3 separate regions of the Mus musculus genome follow, and all the other regions are linked to region 1. Evidence: chromatin loops called from intact Hi-C (ENCODE). Cell type or tissue: left cerebral cortex. All regions are shown on one strand. Links, peaks and the distances in the headings refer to the core of each region. The heading gives the core; the rest is flanking DNA.

Region 1 (7,641 bases), core at 2,494-4,993:
AAGAGTGGAATCCACACATTGGGACTGTTAAACAACACCTCCAGGTAAAGCTAACCTGTGGCTGGTGCTCGGGATGACTGACTAAATTAGGAGTGGGCTGGTGCACAAGGGACGCAGTTTTATTTCCATCCTCTCCGACATTTAGAAGTGCATGCACACAGACCGATCAGAGGTCACCACGCTTGGCCCCCTTCCCAGACTGCTCTAGGTGCTGAGCGTCCTTCTTATTAAACTGGGTTTGATTTCCTGTTGCTCAGCATCCTTGCTAGACAGTGGGCTGCCCTGAGGCCGGATCCAGACTCTCCTCTTCAGATCCTCTGACAAAGACTTCTCACATCAGAGCTCAGGAGGCCAATGGATCTGAGGACATCTATCACATCTCTTCTTTTCAGCTTCCCTTCGTGTAAATGAAGCCCTCCTTCCTTCTAGACAGCTTTCCCCTGCTTCCGGGCACTGTCCTTACACCCTCCCTCATGTATATTAGTCATCTCTGCAGCTCGATCAATCACCCTGCAACTTAGCAGCTTGAAACAATAAACATCTATTACTGCCTAAGTTCAGCAGGTCAGCAACCTGGGGAGCACAGCTCAGTGATTTAAGCTCAGGGCTCTTCTGAGGCGAGGTTGCAGCCAAGATGGCCATGGGGTGGGGGCGTTGCAGCCTTGGCTGGGGTAAGATAATCTACTTCTTAGGGGTCAAGCCCAAAAGCAAAGGCAAAACCACCAAGCCCGAGCCCACTGTCTTGCTAAATATACAACATCTCTTTTTCTGTGGGCTGAGAATTCAACCTGTGCAATAGGAGAGGAAGCCACAGGGAGGGCGTCACAGGAGTCTTGCCCCAGGTTGGAGGCTGGCTGGCCTGGGACCCTGGGAAGAGACTCTGATCTCTCAGCTAGGCTCTTGTTACCCCATCCTCTTTACTGACACTAGGCTCAGAGTGAGAGGTGGGTTTCATTCTGGCATCCCTTTGATGCTTCGAGAAGGGCTAATTGTGGCTCATGCTTCAGCTAGCAGTCCTCCATCACACTTGAGCTCTCTGTGGCGATTTATAAACAGACACCTTGCAGCTAACCAGACCCTTCAAGCACCTCTGAGGTGTGAACTCGATTTTATGGCAGTGAGGTCCATGGGATGGGAGTGGGGATGGAAGAGAGATGGGGGGTGCTGGTTATGCTGGCTCTGAAGAGGAGGAGACTGATTGGTGACCCCTGCATCTGCCTCTGGAGAAGGGAATCCTGCTAATAACACAAGGCGACTGTCCAAGGGAGGCAGAGGGGTGTGTGGGGGCGGGGGATGGGGTAGTGGTAGTGTCTGTGATCATCAAGCTCAGTCTGATATGGAGAGTGCTTCATTTCTGTTTTTGTCTACAGTCCATCTAAGCAAGGTGTTGTTAATTTCCTGAGCCCTCAGTCTTCCCGTCTCTAAAGAGTTGGTTGGACTAACATATCAGAGTACTTAAAAACAGCAGCAAGTTCATTGTCCAAATTAAATCTTTTATTTAGTGAAACAGATACAATGTTACAACTTTTATTATACTGAAGGAGCTAACATGCATTGGATGCTTGCTGCCTCCTTTCCAGGTAGTGGTTGTAGAGGAGAGACAGGGTCTCACTATGTAGCTCTATCTGGCCTTGAACTCTTGATTCTCCTACCTCAGCCTCTGGAATGCTAAGATTACAGGTGGGCACCAGAGCCTCAACTTGCTTACACTGTTCGTGTGTGTGTGTGTGTGTGTGTGTGTAAAACATGTATGTGCACTGTTATTTTGTGTACATGTGCATGCATGTGTGCACATTCATGTGTGTATGTATCTGAGTCTGTGAATATGGGAACGAGTGTGCTATCGTGGGCATGTGGTGGTCAGAGGACAACCTTGGGTGTTAGTCCTTGCCTTCTATCTTGTTTGATAGAAGAGACTCTTGTTCTGCTGCCCACATCTGGCTAGCTTCTGGATATTCTTCTGTCTCTACCTCCTATGTCTCCATGGGGACATTTGGATTTCAGATGCTCACACAACTTTATCCAGCTTTTATGTGGATTCAAGGGATTTGAACTTGGGTCTTTGCACTTGTGCTACAAGTACTTTTACCTACAAAATCATCTTCTTGGCCCTCGTTGGTGTTCTTGAATGCTTTTGCACACAAACCTAATGTAATATCTACAGAGGCCTTATAAGGTAACAACATTTTAATTATCATATTTTACAGTGGAAGAAGCCAAAGAACAGAGAAGCAAAGTGTTTTGTCTAAGGTCACACAGTTCATAAGTTGAATTCATACAAGGAGGCCCCAGGGTCTGCTCTTAGTTTCTCTGCTTGAACGGTGCTAGTGCTCATGACTGTGAGGTCTTGGAAGGCCCCAGTTTATTCCTTTTCTGTTTTTTGTTTTTCCATTGAGCACCCCTGTAAGCATAGCTGGGGGCTCCGGGACCTCTGGAGTGTTTTTTCTTCTTTTTTTTTATGTTCTGATACTTGATGTGTTATTGTTTCTGTATGTGTGGGCTCTGTGAATACCTCGAAACCAATTGGAAAGCTTTGGAAAAGCACAGCTCTCCAGCCATGGTCCATGCATCTGGGTGGGGCCTAGAGTCTGAGTCCAAGAGGGCTCAGTTTGCTGGTGTGGAGGAAAGATGAGCTCTGGCATCAGCATTGTGAGTGTTTGGGGGAATGGGGGAGTCTGTCACAGCCCAGTGGCTTGGAAAGATCTGGACTTAGTCTTTTCCTTAAGGAGGGAAGATGGGAGTCTCATCATTCACTTGGAACCCTCACCTTATTGGGTCTCTGCATCTGAGGATTTTTTTTTTCTGTACCATCCGTCAAATTTGACCTCAACTCAGTCCCACTGACCCAGGTTGTGGTGACCCAAGGTGAGTAAAACTCCAACTGCCCAAGAGCAGAGCCTGGCCCTTGGTCATTGTGACATTCTGGACCACAATTAATCAATACGTCTGGGAACACACCAGGTGAACACTGACCAGCGTCATGCTTTGCAGAGAAAACAATTTTCATTACTGTTCAGCACAGCCCGGGAATCAGACAAACAAACAGAGTAAACATTCTCACGTTAATTATTCTCGTTGGTTGCGGCTGACACCACCCAGGGTTTGATTAGGAGCCTGGCTACAGAGTACACCTTTGCACCAGAAACTGGATTATGTGGCTTCCTCTCAGTCTTAGGCTGTTTGGATTTAGAGGAAGGTCATTAAATAAATGCACTGTGGCCATGGGGGAATCGTATCATGCTTATGAATTAGAGCTTTTTTATTAGAAAGAAACACAGCCCTAACTAGAGTATGGGGAAGGGGTGGGAAAGTATTGAAATCAGCTAGAGTCTTGACCAGAAGGGAGTTTTGTGACTTTAAGTTCACCATACTGTAGAGTTTCCTCTGGATGTGACTCTTGTCCCCTGGTTACCTGCACAATGTGTCCAGCTGCACCAATGTGCCCAGCTTACAAGAAGCCCATCCATCTTTCTGGAGGAACAGTTTTGTGATTAGCCACTAGAGGGCAGCAGTGAGTCCATTTTTCCAGCTGATTCCTCTCCCCAAGAGAGTTGACTCTGGGCTCTAAAGTGTAAATTCTTACCTACTTCACAATAACTGTGTACCAGGGTCCCACCTGCATTCTTGCTTTGGAGTTCCAAGAGAACAGAAAGCTCTGTCTTTTAGGATTTGCATCCAGAGAGAAATTACAAAGGGTATTTTAGGGTTAGTTTTCAGAAGATGGGCTAGAGCCCTGCTAGATGGTTCTTGGTCCACCTTTTGGAACGCATGAGTGCTGGGATGACGACAGCTTTGAAGAGTAGAAACTTCATCTTGAAGTAGAGGAGTCAAGGCAGGATGCTGGTGTTAGCACACTGGGTTTTCCATATTGGCAGCTGACACTTACCATGTTACCATGTGGGGAAAGGACTCCCGAGCAAGCATTGTTCATGAGGGAAAAAAAAAACAGTGTTGATAACTTCAACACAGTTTTATGGTTCTGTAGCAGCCTGAGTGTGAGCACATACATAGGACTGGTGACGTTGTGCAACATTTTGCATCCTGGTTGGGAAATGGGCTAAAGGCTCTGGGCCCTGGGCTGTGGGCTCCACATCCTGGCCCTTTTAGGGGCATCATTACTGGCGATAGGTGCTCTGCATGGATAGGCAGGAGGCAAGGGAACCCCTGGATAATGAGTCCTGGTTCTTGAAGCAACTTGTTGGCAATGAGTAAGTACCCTGAGTGTGTTTTCCAGGGCACAGGAGAAGCAGTAGCCATGGTGACTGCAAGGGCGGTATAGCCACCTTTGCTTGGGGCTAAGGACCACCACCATCTTCAAGTTTGAACAGCTACATATCTAGAGGGTTATCCGCTTCCAGTGGACATGACCAGGGATCTGAGAGGAGACCGGCAATGAAGGGCAGCAGAGATGGGCAGACAGACAGAACCAGAGGACACTGGCATTATCACACAGGTGAAGAGATGTGTGACTTGAATGGGGAGGGACCATTCAAGTCTCACAGCTTGGGAGTCATAACCAACCAGGCAGGATAACAGCCTTCCCATCGTCACCCAACTCCAAGTGCTGTAACCTACCGCAATGTGCAACTATTCTGAGAGGAAGGTAGTCTTCTTTATTGCTCTAAGAATAAAACTCACAAGCCCAAGGAAGCTCTCATGACTTAGAAGATGGGCAAGGCCTCTTCCCGGGGTCACACACACACACACACACACACACACACACACACACACACACTGACAGCTGCTTGGAACTAGAAGCCTCTGACAACTAAGTTGCCTTCACAACTTCTAGGATGCAGCTTTCAAGGTTGCCGCCACACTGGGGTAGCGTTTTAGAACCGGTCCTATATGCATTTCTGTGAGTAACCCAATAGACGCATTGGTTTGTTAAGCTAGACTTGATTGTCATCGCTTCATTAAACAAGATGTTGAATGAAATTGTAAAGTCTTCATCAGCAGACATAGGGGAAAAGTCCATTCGTGGTAGATGCTCACAGTGAGGACCAGCCACGTGACAGGAAGACAGCTACTGAGAACTGAGGCTAAGGTCCTAAATGCTGCAGGCCCATAGTCCTGGATCTATTCAGGACAAAGGCCAGAGGAGTTTCTGCCTCCCCAACCCAACGTGAGAGATCCCAGGGAAGAGTCAAACCAGGCAGCAAGGGAGGTGACCTGTAAGAAGGCAGCAGGAAGTACCAGGGAGCTCCATCTTTGGACCTGAGTCTTGTCTTTTCGTATACTTTCTCCCTTTAAAGATCTGGAGTTTTGAAGCCAGCTTTGGGAGCAATGTCAGCTCTGGACTTGCTGCTTCTGTGATTTAAAACTTCTCTTAGATTTTTTTTTCTCATGAAGTGACTGTGATGGACCTTCTGGGGTAAGCTGTTTGGAGGGCTGAAGCAGCCTCGTGTGTACTTGACCCCTGGCATGTGCCCCTTGCTATGCAAAAGCACAAGCAGGAAGCTAAGCCTATGTACTGTAAGTAATCTCAGAGCCACTCAGCCCCTCTGTGTGAAGTTTGCCAAGTGGGTAGGAGCTCTCTGCACACACTCTTCTTGGGACTTGAGGCTCTCCCTTTGCCTACAGCAGATGGCCGCATTATTATTCAGTGTCCATGCTCTAAATGACTTACAGAGAAGATCCCTGTGGTAGTTAGAATATTCTTGGTCCAGGGAATGGCACTATTAAGAGGTGTGGCCTTTGTTGGAGTAGATGTGAAGTGTGTCACTGTGGGTGTGGGCAATGAGACCCTCCTCCTAACCACACAGGAGACAGTTTTCTCCCAGGGGCCTTCAGATGAAGATGCAGAACTCTCAGCTCCTCCAGCGCCATGCCTGCCTGGGCGCTGCCATGCTCTCACCTTGATGATAATGGACCGAACCTCTGAACCTGTAAGCCAGCCCCAATTAAATGTTGTCCTTATAAGAGTGGCCTTGGTAATGGTGTCTGTTCACAGCAGTAAAACCCTAACAAAGATAATCCCACTGTCATGAAAAATTCTGTATCTACAAATCCCACCCACCAGGGAGAATCCCAGGAAACTCAGCAGCCCCTTGATTCAAATGCTCAGATGAGCCTGGAGTCCTGACCCTTCCTCTTGTTTTGTTTTTGGAATCGGGATTTCTCCGTATAACGCTAGCTGTCCTGGAACCTGTTCCATAGACCAGGTTGGCCAAGGCTGCGGAGATTCACCTGCCTCTGCCTTTGCCTCCAGAGAGATGGGATTAAAGACATGAGCCACCATACTGGCTCACCTGCCTCTCCATCAGTGAAATCCTCCCATGGATCCTCCTCGATCTTTGACAGCTCCTTTCAGCTTAAAGTTCACACCTCTCTACTTCTGCACTAGCTTTGCGTGTCCTCCGCCAATGCTGGTCTCTGCAGTCAATGTCTCTGTGGGATCAGATACATCAGGCATTGCTCAGACTCCCTAGGGCCATCCTGGGCTCAGTCTTTGAGCTTCTGGCCACTCTTGCTTAGTCCTTCCTCCAGCAACTCCACCCTCTTACTAATGCATTGAAACAGGGTTGTTTGGTTTCTTACAGAGATATGTGTGATATGGGGAGTCCTACTGTTAATCCCCCCAGCACAGCTTCAGGGTGAGCGTTATTATTTCTGTCTCGAAAGAGCACATGTCACCTTGGAGAGATTTCACAACTTTGCCCAAGGTCGTGTGCCTGCACACTGTGAATGAGGAGTGGAAGTCTGGTCTGTTTGATTGGAGATGACAGAATGAGTTCTCTCCAGATGGGCACGATGGAATTGAGAATTTTTGCAACACAGGATCAGTGGTGTTTTGCCATGTTGCTTATGTGTGTTTAGAACAACACGAAAAAGAGCTAGTAGGCAGGCTCCAGAGTAAGGGAGTTTAGAGGGAAACAAACGTCTCAGAGCATCAGGCAATGGCTCTAATGGCTAAGAGAAGGATGCATTGAGGGCTGGTTTGGTGTGGCAGCTTTGCCACGCTGGAATCCTTTGCTGCTAACATGAATACAGTCCTAAGTTTCAGTCTCCCCACCCCCCCCCACCCCCACACCTAGTCACCTCCCTCCCAAGAGCTGCTTCTGTCTTAGTCACAGGGAATTCCACCTGACAATGTGAATGGTGTTTCTCCTCAGGGGGACACAGTAGGGCACAGAGAGCTCCTGGGCAGCCCTCAAAGGTAGCTCTCATAGAGTAGACAGTATCAATTCATTTCATCTGCTCATCCCATGCCTCACATCTCTCTCGCCTCTGTGGCCTTATTCCTTCAGTTCTGTCTTCCTGCAGCCCTTTCACACTGCTGTGGCCTCCCTTGATAATGGGCATCTAAGGAGAGTGTGTGGTACCTGTTGGACCAGGCTGAACTCTAGCCTAGGGCATCAGCTCCCCTGAATAGGACTCCTTAGGGAGGCCATAAAAAACATTAGAGGGGAGGCTGGAAAAACCAAGATAGGCTTTGTAGTTCCCATACCTCCAGCTTGGGGCTGGTGGAGTTGTCTTGCTGCTGGAAGGTGTCAGGCTTCCTGTCACTGCTCCAGCATGCTGTAAAAGCTTCCACAGCTTCTATTACTGCAGCCGTGTATAGAATCCAGCTCTATAAGGAAAAGAACCCATGGTTTGCTGAAACCTGTGCCACAGAGGACAGAGCAACCATACTGGCGG
Region 2 (7,641 bases), core at 2,821-5,320, 240 kb after region 1:
TAGAGTGGACAGAGGATGCCCGGTGATAACATGAAGCCATAGGAACATGAAGAAAAGGGACAGGAAGAAAAACAGAAATGACAAATAAGAAAGTAGAGATAATCAGGTTATTTAAAGATGCCTTCCTCCTTTTTTTCTCAGCTTTTAAAGTAGCTATAAAATATCAAAAAGTAGGAATTATTACAGTGAACTGCTGGGTTTGCAATATACTTAGACATAAAGACAATAACAACATAAAAGAAGCTGCAGAGGAAATAGAGTCCTCTGTGAGCATTAAGTCTGTATTTCACTAAAATGACGTTTGAGTTAATCTGAAAGGCTAGCATGCATATGACAAGCCCTAGAGCAATCACTAAGAAAGTAAGCCAGAAACTACAGTCAAAGAAATCAAAGCAATAAAATGTTACACTAAACAGTCCCACTTAGTATAAAATGAGGCATAAAGGACTCACGAAAGAATAGAAAACTGCATAGATGTATAGACAAATGGCAGATGTAAAGCTAATGTCATGAATAATAACACTAAATGTAAATGTTTTAGAAAATATAATCAGGAGGCAGAGATTGTCAGACTAAATAAGAGAATCCATCTGTATGCTGTTTGCCAAAGACACATTTTAGCCTTAAACATGCAACTATGTAGAAAGCAAACAAGTAGGAAAGCATCTATTATGCAAACAGCAGGCATGAGAAACTAGATTGGCTATATGGATATCAGACAGAATTGAATTTAAAACAAAAGCTGTTGTCATTGCAAAAATATTTTATGCTGGCAAAATGGTCATTCTATCAGACATTTCTAACAGCTATGAAGATATATCTACTTAACAACAGATCACTGAAAGTCATGAAGCAAAATCTGACCAAACTGTTCAAAGAAATAGACGGTAGTAGTTGGAGGCCTCAATACCACTCTTCAAATACTGAGTAGAACTCCGTTATAGATTAGTAACTAAATAGAAAACTTGACTTTTCTCAGCCCAGACTGTAGTTAGAGACAGCCCAATCCCCTGGCTGCAGAGTCCTCAGGACACTGTTCTGTGGTCCCCAGTGCCAGCTTGCCTCTGTTGTGTATGCCCAGCCTCAACCTAGTCCTCAGACACCTTTCTCATATCTTCAAGCCACTTTGCTTTAAATCAGAGAGACCAGCCAGTGGTCACTGAGTGCCCTCTGCAAGGAGGCTTTATGAGTTTAGGACATGAGTGGTCTCAAGCAGGAGGAACTGCTGTTACCCCCATTCTAGAGGTCAGAGAGGGGAGGTGCGGGAAGGCTAAGTGACCCTCTGAGCCCCAACACCTGGACGGCAAACAAATCAGGCTCAGCCTAACGGCAGAGGCTGCTCTTCCGACAGCCAGGCTCCTTGGGTAGTTCCTTCGGTGCCCTGCCCTGCTAGTGTTCTCTATTTTGGGTTCCCATGGTCTCCAAGCATCTTTCCTGAAGCTTCCCTCAAGTTCACTCTGGGCTCCTCCCATTAACACAGCCACCTCCTGGAGCAGAGCTCAGAAGAGCTGGCCCTATCTGGCTGGGATTCTCTCCCTCTCCTGCTCCTGAATTCCTGGCTAGTTCCTGGCAATCCTTGGCTTGGGTTGAGCCTGTGTAAGAGCAGATGCTGTAGCTGATGCTCTCAGGACTGTAGGGAGCATGAGCCTGTGGGAGCCGGGAGCAGTTTGGTGCAAGGCTTCTTGACAATGAAATGAAACTGGAAACATGGACGCCAAATCACGAAACAGCCCTTCCCCATCCAGGAGCTGAGACACTGGGCAAGGCCGGTGGTGCGCTCTTCCCCTCCCATTAGGGCCAAATGGGAAGTGGAAGCGCCTCCTGCTTTCTGAGCTGACGTTCAACTCCAGGACTCAAGATGATAAACACAGGCTTCATTATGCCCCTGTCTTCTTTTGCGGGCTTCTTAAGTGATTAGTGTAATAGTCTGTACACAATAGACTTTTAATTAATTTTTGTGGAATGCATAAATGCATGAACCACCAAGGGAAGGAACTGAAGTCCCTTGTGACAACAATCCCCTGAGCCCATCTCCACTCTATCTTGTAAGGGAAGCCCGCCAGGTAGCGGGCGATACTCAGGGAGGAGGCTTATAGCAGCTAAGGAGGAGTGTATCTGGGGATGGGCTGTCCTTCCTCTGCCTCCTGGGCAGGTGAGCATACATCGAAGCAGCCTTTCATGACTGTGATCTGACAGAGAGAGATTTTGGGATTTCCTCTGGAAATCTATAGCTATATGAGGAGGGGGTTATCCTTTCTCCTGGGGTCTTCTCATGATCATGGCTCTGTCTTACTGCGCCCTCTTCAAGTGAGGTACGGCCGTGTAAGTCATAGGAAAATCACTCCAGGGTCTAATGTCAACAAAGAAGACCATTTCCTCACTGCTCCAGATAGTCCCTTGGACTGTGAAAAACCCTTCCCAACAAGCAAACAAAAATTCCGACCACAGTTAGAAACCAAAGCCCAACAGAGGATTCAGTTCTCTAGAGATTTCTCCAGTGCAAAGCCACTAAGGAAAGGATGGTCTTTGGCCTTTGGGACATCACAAATCCCGTAAGGCTGATGCATGCAGACTACCTCATGCATATGATTGTTACATAGGCAATTCTGAGATGGCACAACTCATGAGATGTCTATCACCTATGTCAGTCAAAGAAAGCCCCGCCCTTTCGGAGACCGCCTCCTGAAAGCTCTTGGGATCTAGAGCCCTGTGCTGGCTGGAGTTTGCCCCTGCTTCTTGGAATGTTTACTCATTCATTTTCGCTTTCATCAACCCGTGCGTTCAAGGATACCACATCGCAGAAGAGCCATGCTGTTTATCCCGAGTCTATCTACCTGTCTTCACCCTGGGGAACCAGACTGTTGATAAGCTAGCTGATCCCTCTCTCCTTTCTTAAGATGTACTATCAGATCTCCCGGCCCCGCCTCCCTCAGCCTCTCCATCTTTGCTTAGTCCCACCCCTCCACTGAGTGCGGAAACAGACACCCATTCATTCCACGGAGCACAAACGATGTGTAGTCGGGAGCAGAGGAGGAGCTCCTAGGATGATGGAAGGGAGTCTCTTCGGGAGTAAAGCCTCCCTTCTCCTCTACCTACTGGGGGCCTAACAGGAGTGCCTGCTGCAGGAGTTAACCTCAGGACTTAGCTTCCGCCGCCCCAAACAGGCCTTTGTACTGCCAAGTCCTTGGATTGTACAAGCTTCTCTAACACTGGGAGTCAAATCAGGATCTGCATCATCTGTGTAGCTCCCTCCCACGCCTGAGTTGTCCCTGGCTGGAGGCAGGATCTCTAGACATCTCCCGTTACTTGGGGGGAAGTCAGCAGCCCTGCAGCTGGGGTGAAGTGCTTTCTAGGAAGTTCTAACCCCTATGTGTCTTCATGCCCAGGGCTCTACAGTTTATAATGCCACCATCCGGAACCTATGGCCCTAACCCAATTTCGTTTGCATTTTCATTCCTTTGACCCTAGACCACTAAGCCGGAAAGCGCTGCCTCAGACCAATTAGGATCCCTAGTTATTTCTGAGTATTCCTTTAGGTGAGGCTTTTACAGGCTCTCTTCTGCACCAAGCTTCAGGCCGCTTGGGTCCGTGGGTGTTTCATCTTCCTAATAAAATCCATCCATCCATCTTCCCGAAGAAGCAGATATCCCAGGGCTAGACTAGGGAAATAAAGTAATAACGTTATCGGCCTTCACAGAGCTATTTAAATACAGACCCGGTTGCTGGGGAGATGAAAGGGGGCCCCTTTTGTTATGAAAATGAAGGGAGTGGGGAGGGGTTCTGTTTGTGTTTTGATATGTTAATATGCCTGGAAGCCACCCAGGGTGGGCAGTGCTGGGGAGGCTGAGTCGCAAGGCATATTTATTTGTGCAGTTTAATTTAACAGCTAGGCTACAACGGGAGCTGCAATCGGGATTGTGTAAAGATAATTACAGCCCCATTATTAATCAGATGCCTGCAGGAGATGGCTTGCTAGCTCGCGGCTCCCCGGGCTGCATGCAGATCAGCAGCCAATCTGACACAGCATCTTTGTGGTCTCATTCTGCCATCTAGTGGCTGTTTCAGGAATTGCCCAGGGAAGATCATTCTAATTTGAAGTTCCTTTTTAAACAATGGGACGACATTCTAGAAGAAAAGGCAATTGCTGCAGCTTCTGAAAAGATAAGATAGGGAAAGGTTTGGAATCACATCACCAGTTTGCCACTTTTTAGTGATTCTGAGCTTGAAGTCGGAGAAAGTAACATATTTTTGATTGGATTCTGCCCCCCCCCCTCCGTCCCCCGCCCCGACCCCGGGGAACCTGAGTCTTCTAAAGAGTTCATGAACTATATACATAAACACACTGTGCTTTTCCATTCTTTTCTCTTCCATCTTTCCCGTTCTTCAGCTTTGTATCATGTTTTAGTTTCATTTTTCTCTTGTCTCTTGGATTAAAATCTTGCTTTTGTTTTGCGTTTTTCCCTGAGTCGAATGACTTGGGGCAGGGGGTATAAATCAGAAACAACCACACTCAGTCGAGCAAGGTTGGCATGTCCCTGCATTCCCAGCACTTAGGAAGTTCATGCAGGAAGAGCTGGGGTTCAAGGCTGGCTTGATCTACCCAGTAGAAACCTTACACCTGCCGAGGGTGGGGCACGCCCAGCATGAACTGACTGCAGCGAGGAAAAGGACACCCTGAGCCTCCTGAGGGGGAGGCCAGATGTTCAGCGAATGCTGGGCCCCCACACAGCATGGGAATAATAGAATGGGGAACCAGGAAGAGAGGCAGACACACAGTTAGGTGAATATCCTTTTGATTTGACTCTTGTTAACACTGTCCTTTCAACCCTCCACACCGGCCCATTAAACCCCAAGACAGCAGAGTGGATGGAGGTAGGAGGAGGGGAGAGAGGAACAACCTCCATCTGGGAGGTCACCATGAGGATCAAGGTAGATGTGCAGTCCCATAGAGGCTGCAGACCCAGTTGGAGCCTCCCTGAGAGGTGGCCCTTTTAATAGAACCTTGATTAAGATTGTCTGACAGTTTCATTTCCCTCACATTCCGATCTTTCAGGAATTGAAAGTGAATCCAGTTTATAAGCTGCCCTGGTTCTTAGGACTTTTACTCCTCCTCCTCTCCCTCCTCCTTTTAGATTTATTTATTTTATGTATAGACGTACACTATAGCTGTCTTCAGACACACACCAGAAGAGGGCACTGGATCCTATTACAGATGGTTGTGAGCCACCATGTGGTTGCCGGGAATTGAACTCAAGACCTCTGGAAGAGCAGTGCTCTTAACTGCTGAGGCATCTCTCCAGCCCCCTTCTTTATCTTCCTCCTCCTCCCCCTCCTCCCCCTCCCCTTCCCCCTCCTCCTCCTCCTCTTTTACTTTGCACTCTCCAAACTTATCTTAACTAACAAAATAAGAAGTGGGGGTGGTGGCATGGGGGCAGTTAAAAGAATGAAAACCCAAGCCACACACCAGAGGGACATCTTTTTATAACAGGTCCTGAACCCAGCAATTTACAAAGAACTCTTAAATAGTGTCCGGTGAATGATCCAGTTGGAAAAAGGCTAAATGTTGATAATGCACACCTAGAAGGCTCCTGGATACTGTGCCACACAATGGAGCCTCCTTTCCCATCACTGAGTAATGTCTGTGTCCTGGAACTGTACAGACACAAGTAAGGAAATGACAAGATATCCCTATCACACACACAAAAGAGCTGCAGGTTAGAACATTATGCTGCCATGTACCTACCAAGATACCCACATCCCGAACAGACAGTATCTAGTTCCAGAAGAACCAGGATCATGCTCACTGCCAATGGAACTGTAAGAGGGCTCAGCCACACAGAAGACAGTTAAACAACTTCATATTCAGCCAGACAAACTCTTATTGCCCCAAACAACCATCTCTCTCTCTCAAGCATGCCCACCTGGCCAAATAGAGCTAAACATCCAGGACTTCAAACCTTGCGAGACCTCGGTTTCCTACAATCTGTTACTTGATTGCAGGGGTCTGGGGCATGAACTTGGCAAATAGCCATCTCTATCCTATCAAAATGTTAAAAATTCAAACAGGCCTCAAACCATCAACACTGCTGACTGCACTGAAAATGTATGTCTGTAAGTACAACGGTCGCAATAATGGCAGGTTTGTTCACAATTCCTCCAGACTGCAACCTTCCAGTGGAGTGATAGGATGAGGTGTCAGGGCCACCGGTGACTCTCCAGAGTTCTTTGCTTGGCCATTGCTGACCTATTTGGTGCCAACCTGGCTCTCCCCTGGTTCAGGGCAGCTGTGGATCTATGCAAACACCAGACCTACACGTGATGAGAGTATCCAGTACTCAGACTGTAAGAGCAGCTCAGCCATGTCCTTTATAACTACCAAGTGGCCACGCTCACACCTTTAGAATTAGCAACCTAGGAAAATGTCCCCAGGCACATGGTCCCGGGATGGATCTGTGTCACACACCTGAACTCAATATCTCCTTTTTGAAGCCACAACCACTCCCTTGCCCCCTTACTGACTTGAAACTTTCTAAGTAGGCCAAGCTTAGCTGTTTGGAGAATTTCAGAAATACATCCATTTCTGTGTCTCCTGAGTTCAGGTAACACTCTCTCTCTCTCTCTCTCTCTCTCTGTCTCTCTGTCTCTCTGTCTCTCTGTCTCTCTCTGTCTTTCTGTCTCTCTCTCTCTCTCTGTCTCTCTGTCTCTGTCTCTCTCTGTCTCTGTCTCTCTCTGTCTCTCTGTCTGTCTCTGTCTCTCTCTCTCTCTCTCTGTCTCTCTCTCTCTCTCTCCCTCTCTCTCTCTCTCTCTCTCCTCTCTCCTCTCTCCTCTCTCCTGCACTGGACTTTTAAAACTCTGGGTTCTGTGTTTGGGCTGGGTCTAGGACCCCTACCCATTAGTAACAGATGTACAGCTTGGTCTCTATGTGGGTCCTCTAACAACTGGAGTCTGGGCTGTGTCTGACTCAGTTTCCTGCCATTGGATCCCCTTCCCCTAGCTGGGCTGCCTTGTCTGGCCTCAGTGGGAGAGGGTGTGCTTAGACCTGTGAATTGAAATGACTGTGCTAGGTGAGATTGGGGGGACGGACGGACAGGGAGGGGGCGGGACAGAACGTGGGGGGTGTGGAAAACAGATCTCCCTGACTAATGAGCTGACCATCACATATTTGCATAACAATATTGAAACAGGTGTTCCCAAACAAATGGTTCAGGCCCCTCCCCAATCTGCTCCGGGGCACAGGGGAGCAGCCTTGCCCACCACAAGGACCCTCTGTGTCCCTCTGGCACACCTGTCCTGCCCTTCAAGGCTCAGCTCCTGTACCTCTCAGATGACCTCTGACTCCTACTCAGCACCAGGAGTACTACTCAACCCACTCCCCGCCCTCTCGTGCGCACATAAGAAGTACTGCCCCTATAGGTTGGAGGTCAGATTGCAATAACAAATAATAGTTTTCCTGGTCTTTTATGTGTGTGTTTATATGTGTGTGTAGATGTGTAAGTGTAACGTGTATGAAGCATGACAGTTTTTAATGCCAGCATGTGAATGTGCCTTTCTTTAAGAGCTATTGAAAAGCTTGTCTGAGAATTTGTTTTTCTTTTTTAATGAATTCCACACATTTAATATTTTCTGAGAAATAATTAGTTT
Region 3 (7,641 bases), core at 2,821-5,320, 470 kb before region 1:
ATGTTTGCATGTGACACACTTTCTGAGCCCTATTCTGAACTCCTACCACTTGAATCACTTCTCTCAACTGTCTCTGAGTGTGATGGTCCTTTCCCTGTTGTGTGTCAAACCTTCTATTGATCCCACACAACAAGGTATATGTGCCAGACACTTCATTTATCAGTTCTAAAATATCCATTTGGTTTCTTTAAAGACATTTCCAAATCTTGCCTGAGAAAACAAAATCTGTCATTATTTACATTCTTTTCAGCAAAATTACTTAACAGGTTCAATGTTATTATAAACTTACTGCCTTCTAACACTGCGGGTAGATGTAGATCTGTTGGTTTCTGATTATTTTCATGGTTTTCTCTTTGTGTGTCATCTAGTAATTTGCACACTAGACATTGTGGGTAGATTGCTTTAGAGACTCAGGATAGCTTATCTTCCTCTAGTGTGGATCAGGGTTCTAGGCGCAGTTAAATTTATAGAGAAGCACTTTGGTTTTGTGGCAGTAAGGGTGGATATATTTTAGTTTGGCTTACAGTCCTGGGCTATGAGCTAACTCCCAAAGAATGACACTTCTGTGGCTTCGGTGGGAAGCCCAGGTTGTTTATGGCTCGTTCCTCCCAGGCAGTGGCAGCTGCTGCGATGGTTGCTCCACTCTCTCCGCTATTGTTTTCTTCCCATCACTCCTGTGCTCTGTATTCATTCACATGACATTGAAAATTCAGCCTAGGATTTGAGGAACACGTACATAAAAACCTAGGGCTGACTCTCGAAGTCCTTTCTTCAGACTTTCCCTTCCTGTTTCCAGCCTTTTTGGCAACCCTGAATTCTGGTTTCTGGCTCATTAACTCGATGCTTGCTGGTCTCTAATTGAACTCCAGCCTCAATATTCTTTTAGAACTTTGAGGTGTCCACGTGGGAGACGGGTCAGGTAAATATGTGCCTGTTTCACCAAGTGTGACTTCAAGGCTGTACACTCCCCAGCCGCTGGCTGCTTTGCTTTCTCTGTGGCATACTCAGACACCGACTATAAAATCTTGTATCTAGACTTCGTGAGAGCTGTTTCCAGGAGGGCTGGATGGTTATTAGCTGCTCAGCACTACTGGGAACTTAAACTCTCGATGCCTATTTAATATAATATTCACAGGCCTCTCTTGATGCAGGCATTCCTGTTTTTATTTTATTTATGGGGAAAAAAGTTTCAGAAAAAGGTTAAATGCATTGTATGGGATCGCGCTTCAGTGAGGGCTGGAGCCAGCAGGTGGTTCCAGGAATTTCCGGTGCCAACCTTAAGTTTGTCCCTGCCTCACAACCCCTGTATCTAGAAAGGATCAAATAGAAAGAACCAGAAGCCGGCCTTGGAGGACCTCCAGGTCTCCTCCCCTTCTTTCCCATCTTCCTCTTCGGCATCTGTGAACAGGCCTCACTTCTACACGAGCTTCCCGGTGCTCCTGGAGGGGCCGCTGCTTCCCTCTGGACCTTATTGGAGAACATTTGAGGGTCGATCACCTCTAAGCAGAAGGCCAGGATTCCAGAATTTAGGATGCATTACATAGCCATGTTGCTCAAGATCGGTTTCTAAAAGCAGCGAATGGGATTTGGGAAGCGATGCATGAAGTCCTTTGGCAGAGGCTGGGGATCCAAGATGATGTGAGTTAATTTTGTGATAGTAATGGGGGAATTTTTTTGTCTTTTAATTCTTTCGCTGTCTCTCCTTGTGAATGTATATGTGTATGTGCATATTTGTGGTATGTATTAGGTGTGTGTAAATATTCATGTGTGTGGCTACATGTATGGGTGTGCACTTGCATATGTACAAGTGCCTGCAGAAACCAGATGGTTTCCTGAGGAACCACCTGACTTGTTTTTTGAGATAAGATCTCACACTGCGACCTGTGACTTGATTATTCTCCTAAACTTGCTAGTGAGCAAACTCTAAGGCTTGCTTGTCTTGTCTTTATCTACTGGAAGTGGGATTACAGGAGCCTACCACAGAGCCTGGCATTTTTTTTTTAAATGTAGGTTCTGAGGATTGAACTCAGATCTTCATGCTTGCCTGGCAAGCACTTAACTGCCCAAGCTACGTTCCCAGCCCCTTGACTTAGTTTTCTTCTACTAAGATATGTCATCAATGCCTGGTGGTGGTGGCGCACACCTTTCCTCCCAGCATTTGGGAGGCAGAGGCAGAGAGACAGAGGCAGAGAGACAGAGGCAGGGAGACAGAGGCAGGGAGACAGAGGCAGAGAGGCAGAGGCAGAGGCAGAGGCAGAGGCAGAGGCAGAGGCAGAGGCAGAGGCAGAGGCAGAGGCAGAGGCAGAGGCAGAGGCAGAGGCAGAGGCAGAGGCAGAGGCAGAGGCAGAGGCAGAGGCAGAGGCAGAGGTAGAGGCAGAGAGGCAGAGGCAGGTGGATCTCTGTGAGTCTGAGACCTGCCTGGTTTACAGAGCTAGTTCCAGGACAGCTAGGGCTACACAGAGAAACCCTGTCTCAGGGGGGAAAAAAGATGAGTCATCAAAATGGGTGACAGGTGGTGTAGCCTGATAGAGCTCTTTCAATAGCTCAACTTTGGTCCAGGCCAGCTGCTTCCATGTTTGTCCCTCCCAGAGGTTTTGATTCAGAGCCTGGCTGCTCTGCTGTGGCTGCCTTGTCCTTTGCTCCATAAGCATCGCTGAAGCCTCATACACACAGCAGCAGCTGGGCAACCATAGCGCACACAGCAACGGCTCTCGCTTACCAATGAGTGTCTGCAAGTGGGTTGGAGTATTTGTTTATCTGAGGCAAGTGGAGCCTCAAGGGACCCTGAAGCACTGTCTTCAGCTATCTGAAGGACTGTCTCAGGGAAGAAGAATTAGGTTTGTTTTCTGACATCCCAAGGGAAAGACAGACACAGGAGTAGTTGTCATAAGGGAGGCAGAGATGAAGATAACATTTCTTGATGTTATAGGCACTGTGGCGGGCATGCTAAATGCACTACCTTATTTAATCCTAAAGAGGGATTGTTCTCAACACAAAGAGAGCTTTCTAATCCACCAGTATAATTGTAATGACATTATCCTTATACTCTTGGGAGTGAATCCTCATTGGCTGGGCTTGGAGGAGAGAGATTCAGGTATTGGCTGTGCCTTCGGACGAGATAACCTCTAAAGTCTTTTCAGACCATCAGTTGGAACTCTAGAATGACACAGCAGAATGACCTAAACCCTGCTCTCAACTCCACTGTGTCATGGGCTGCGGTGGCCTCGGGTGTTCTATGGTGTCTTCACTCCCACCCCTCAAGCCCAGATATAAGTCTTCTCATCTGACTTGATAGATTCGGTGCTTCCTGGTCACGGCTATGCTCATTCACATCACATACAGTCCCCCATCCGTTCCTCCGTCCTTACTCTCCACCCACGTCCCTTTCTTTCAGCAAGGTCTCAGGCATCCCAGGCTGGCCTCAGGCTCACGGAGGCTAAGGAGGATGTTGAGGATCGGATCCTTCTGCCTCCACTTGCCAAGTGCTAGGATTTGTACCACCACACACCGTTTTAGGTGGTGCTGGGGATCGAACCCTGGACTTCATAATGCAGGGCAAGCACTTTACCAATCGTGCCATATCTCCAGCTTTAACTCTGTTTTCTTTTCTTTTCTTTTCTTTTCTTTTCTTTTCTTTTCTTTTCTTTTCTTTTCTTTTCTTTTCTTTTTTTTTCTGGTTCTCTTTACCATTTGAGTTTATGGGCCAGAGAAGCTCTGCCTTTCTGGCTAGGAGTTAGGGAGATCGCTTAGTGCTTGCTTTGCAAACATAAGGACTTGAGTGCAAAGCTCACATAGGAAGCTGAGTGTGGCTGTGTGTACCTGTAACTCCAGCACCAGGGGAGTGTGACAAGTAGATCCTGGGAGCTCTCTCTCTCTCTCCCTCCCTCCCTCCCTCCCTCCCTCCCTCCCTCCCTCCCTCCCTCCCTCTCTCTCTCTCTCTCTCTCTCTCTCTCTCTCTCTCTCGTCTATTCACACATGTGAGTTAGAAGGTCACTCGCTCGATCCTGAGGTCAGGTTCTAGGAGAGAGAGCTAGAGAGCTAGGATCACGAATGGTAGAGTTCATGATTATAACAGACGGTGGATGAGCCAGTCAGGAAGAGAGGAGAAACACCAGGATTGAGCCTTGAACCTTGCATTTCCTGACAACCCTGTATCACAGAGCTGGTGATAACTGGCTTAAATTTGTGAGCAAATCAAAGGAAGGTCTGTATTCTCTTTCCCTCGCCCTACACTGCTTGAGGGTCTTTCCACAGGCTTTTCATTTTATATAACGAAGTTTATATAAAGGAAATGACTGCCCCCTCCTCTGTCTGGTGTCATCCCTGTGTACTTCAACCTCTAAAGGGTTCAGACAGTCCCAGACCTAAGGTCTGAGACTTACCAGCAGGTGGCACTACAGCCCGATGTGCTCTTTTGGAGTTCCAGCTGTCCTTAGTGGCTCAAGCTTGTATCTTAGGCCCTGGTCCATCTTTCGGGACCTATCCCTGTTGTATCTGCAGCCCACTGTCTGAGGCTCCAAGTTAGAAGGAGATATTGAGAGGATGCTGGAAGAACTTTGGGCTTGGGAGGAGAGGAAAGGAGAGTGAGACAGGGAGGCCTACCTGGCATACCTGATGGCTACCCAACACCTACCCAACCCTTCTATCAACTTTTTAACTTTCTGCTTCAGGGAGTGGACATGTTGCTCTCTTGAATGGTATCCCTCTAGGTCCTGGAAAACACATCCAGAGTCCATGGCAAGGCTAAGCCCTTAGTCTTGTTCTAGCCTGGCTTCTGATCTCTTCCCCTCATGTTGTGGAGTCCTGGCCTTGTTACGAGGTATACTCTGTGGTTCAGACTAAGCAGGAGTTGACTCAGGCACTGTTGAACTACTGAGTTGGGGGAACTTGAACATGCGACTTGGCCTTTCTGATGTGTCATGCAAGCATGAGCTCCGATCTTGAACCCCTCAGAGTAATGCCGAAAGATTAACCTTGATAAGGGCATATCTGTGTAACCCAGTTGTGACCCTCAGATGATATCTCTCCAGTCCGCTTGACATCACAACGGTATTCTTTGCTGTGAGCAAAGAATTGGGTAGAAAGAATACAAGGGAGGAAGGGTTATGTTAGCTCACACTTTCAGAGGCTGACAGCCTATGACGACAGGGAAGACCTGGTAGAGTGGCTTGGTTCATAGAGGCAGGAGCTAGAGGAAGCTGCTTATTATTGCACGATGCTAAGCAGGAGGCAGGAATCAAGCCAGAAGAAGGGCCAAGCTATACCTCAAGCTACACTCCCCAGTGGCCTCTGTCCAGCAGCAAGGTCTCAGAGGGTCCATAATTTCCCTAAACAGCACCGCCATTTGGAGACCAAGCTTTAACACACATGAGCCTATGGGGACAGTTCCCACTCAAACCATAATAAAGAACTTGTATAAAATGCAGCTGGTGGTTAAATTCTGCAGAAAGCCCACTGGCACAAGATCATGGGACCCAGGGAAGATGTGCGGGTGAGCTGGGACAGGCTCTCTTGTCTCTTCACCTCACCTCATCTTGTCCCGTCTCCTCTCCTTTTCTGCTGCCTCCTTGATCGCAGCTCAGGTGCCTTCCGACTTTCTCCAGAAGCAGCATCAGGATATTCCTAGGCACCGCCATCCTCCTCTAAAGTCCTGGCCTGCGGCCACATCCTCTCTCACAGAGTCTCACCTCACCACGGTGTTTTCCTAGGGGAAAGGCAGCTCTCTCCTGAAGAGGAGTTCTCAAGGCAGGATGTTAAGGTTTTTCTGCCTGGTTGCATAACAAGATGGAACATCCCCAAGAGTGCCTGATGCATAATGGATGTTGAAGAAGTCAAAATCATAGTCTCCATGGGTGTCCTTATCACCATCCTGTGTCCCTGACTCAGGGGAGGCCTCATGGGACACAGGCAGTGGAACTGACAGGCCACCTGGCTTTGCTCTGCTATCAGCGACTCAGAAATGCAATCTGAGGCTTGCTTTGCACGTATGAAGATGCCGGTTTGATCCCTAGGATTCATGTCTTAAAAAAACCAACCAAACGAAAAAACTCAACTGAGTGTGTTCTCATGTGATTGTGGAGATGGACAGACAGGCGCATTTGAGTGTATAACTGCACACATATGAGCATACACAGATACACAAACACATATTGGTAAACTGTAAACTGTAGCACACCCTTATTTTGTTTGGCTTCTGGGGTCTTCTATCTGCAGCCCTATCTGCTTGGTTTTGGACCACGTTGCCAAGACTGTATCAGCAATGAGATGCACTGGCTGAGATTGAGAGGAGAGAGTTGCTGAGCCAACATGGCAGTCCCTCAGAGCCTTACTTATAAAATCCAGCTTCTTCAAAGCCGTCTGTAAATCAGGGTGCAGGGCCAGCCAGGGCCCAGGGTACTGAGTGGGCGGGTTGCTCTCAGTCTACTTGCCTGCTTTAATATTTGGCTTAGAGTGGGTTTTCTTCCTTCTTTCTGTCTGGAGAACTAGATCAGGACAAGACCAGCGTGACCCTGGCTCAGAGCCAGCAGCAAGCCTTCATACCCCAGGGGGAAAAATTGCCTTAGGTGCCAAAGGGGAAATTCCCTCTCTGTCATGTCTCTTAGAGAATGCAGTCAAAGGGGTGCTCAGCTCCTCAGCAAAGCTCCCACCAAGGAGGAGTTGCTCAGTCAAGGTGACATGGCCTCTTCAAGGATGCAGGAGGTGGGGGTTAGGGTGTAGTCCAGGCAGTTTCTCATCAGGAGCCTCAGGCCAGTGGTTCATCTTGACTGGACAAGTGCGTCGTCCACCCCCAAAATATTTCAGGTCCCAGAGCCTACAGAGATGAATGAAGTGGGGTGCTCACACTCAAGAGGCTTCCGTACCCCTGAAGTCCTATTATTATTACCTTGAGGCACGTGCCATTTCTCTTTCCCATTCTCTAGACAGCAAAGCTGAGGGTTAGCAGGGAGGATACAGTGCTCTGGTCTCCATGGGTCTGTACTGTGGCAGGCTTAGGACTGGACCACATTTGGGTCTTTGACTAGTCTATAGTTAGGTTTCCTCGTGTGACCTTGAATGTGGCATTCAAACTCTGTCCTATCACTAAGGGGTCTTGTGCATTGAGGAGACCCAGGTTCTAGAACCTGAGCTTCTCCTGCTTTTAGCCATGCCTTGTGAATCCTTCCCCTACTTTCTAAAACATGTGCACACTTCCATCTTGCCCACCCAGGAGGAGGAGAAATCAGAGCCTGCTTTTTGAGCTGTAATTTTGAGTTTGATGTTTTTATTGCATCCTGCCGAGTGATTTAAGTGTGTTCGCAAATGATTATACTGTGCTCCTTTTTAAACAATTCTAAAATCAAATAAAACACTAGAATCAAGTCCACCAATCAGCTGGTAACACAGGCATCTGAGGGGTCTCAGGGGACACATGTCCTTTCAGGCAGCCAGAAGGGAGGAGGCACAGTCTTAACGCCTCTGCCCTGTTGCACTGAAAGTTCATCCCACAAGGTCAGAGCATGGAGGATGGGCTCAGGACCAAGCTATAGTTGCTGTTAAGAGATGGGGCAATAGAATCTCTCAGTTGGTCTGTACCTATTATATGCCTGGTTTTGAGGTCATCGCTTTAAAACCTCTCAACGATTTGGTGTGAAGTTCTACTGC

What was found. Peaks named below come from ENCODE experiments on the same cell type or tissue, not always from the same donor. Only the 100,000 strongest peaks of a DNase experiment are listed, where the experiment ranks them.
Region 2: it touches region 1 in a loop (3-fold over the local background); 9 of 42 quality-filtered maps call a loop at or near these places.
Region 3: a loop joins it to region 1, with 8 times the contacts of the local background. A loop is called at or near these places in 9 of 42 quality-filtered maps.

Annotation. Positions count from the first base shown.
Region 1 is chr11:81,371,542-81,379,182 of GRCm38, forward strand. It overlaps a transcript of Asic2 not described here. Among named protein-coding and RNA genes, the nearest start is that of Gm42084, 120 kb to the left of the region's middle. In left cerebral cortex, for the core only: a CTCF peak has its summit at 3,494 (motif pointing right); a DNase peak (open chromatin) is centred at 3,506.
Region 2 is chr11:81,609,417-81,617,057 of GRCm38, forward strand. It overlaps a transcript of Asic2 not described here. Among named protein-coding and RNA genes, the nearest start is that of Gm11418, 26 kb to the left of the region's middle. In left cerebral cortex, for the core only: a CTCF peak has its summit at 4,052 (motif pointing left); DNase peaks (open chromatin) are centred at 2,991, 3,218 and 4,029; H3K4me3 peaks cover 1,268 bases; H3K27ac peaks cover 400 bases.
Region 3 is chr11:80,902,259-80,909,899 of GRCm38, forward strand. The region is part of intron 3 of Asic2 (acid-sensing (proton-gated) ion channel 2); the gene reads right to left. It overlaps Gm51909 (a long non-coding RNA gene), which reads left to right. Exons shown (of 3, transcript XR_003949743.1): 1 at 1-7,641. Among named protein-coding and RNA genes, the nearest start is that of Gm51909, 8.2 kb to the left of the region's middle. In left cerebral cortex, for the core only: a CTCF peak has its summit at 4,375 (motif pointing right); a DNase peak (open chromatin) is centred at 4,397; H3K27ac peaks cover 30 bases.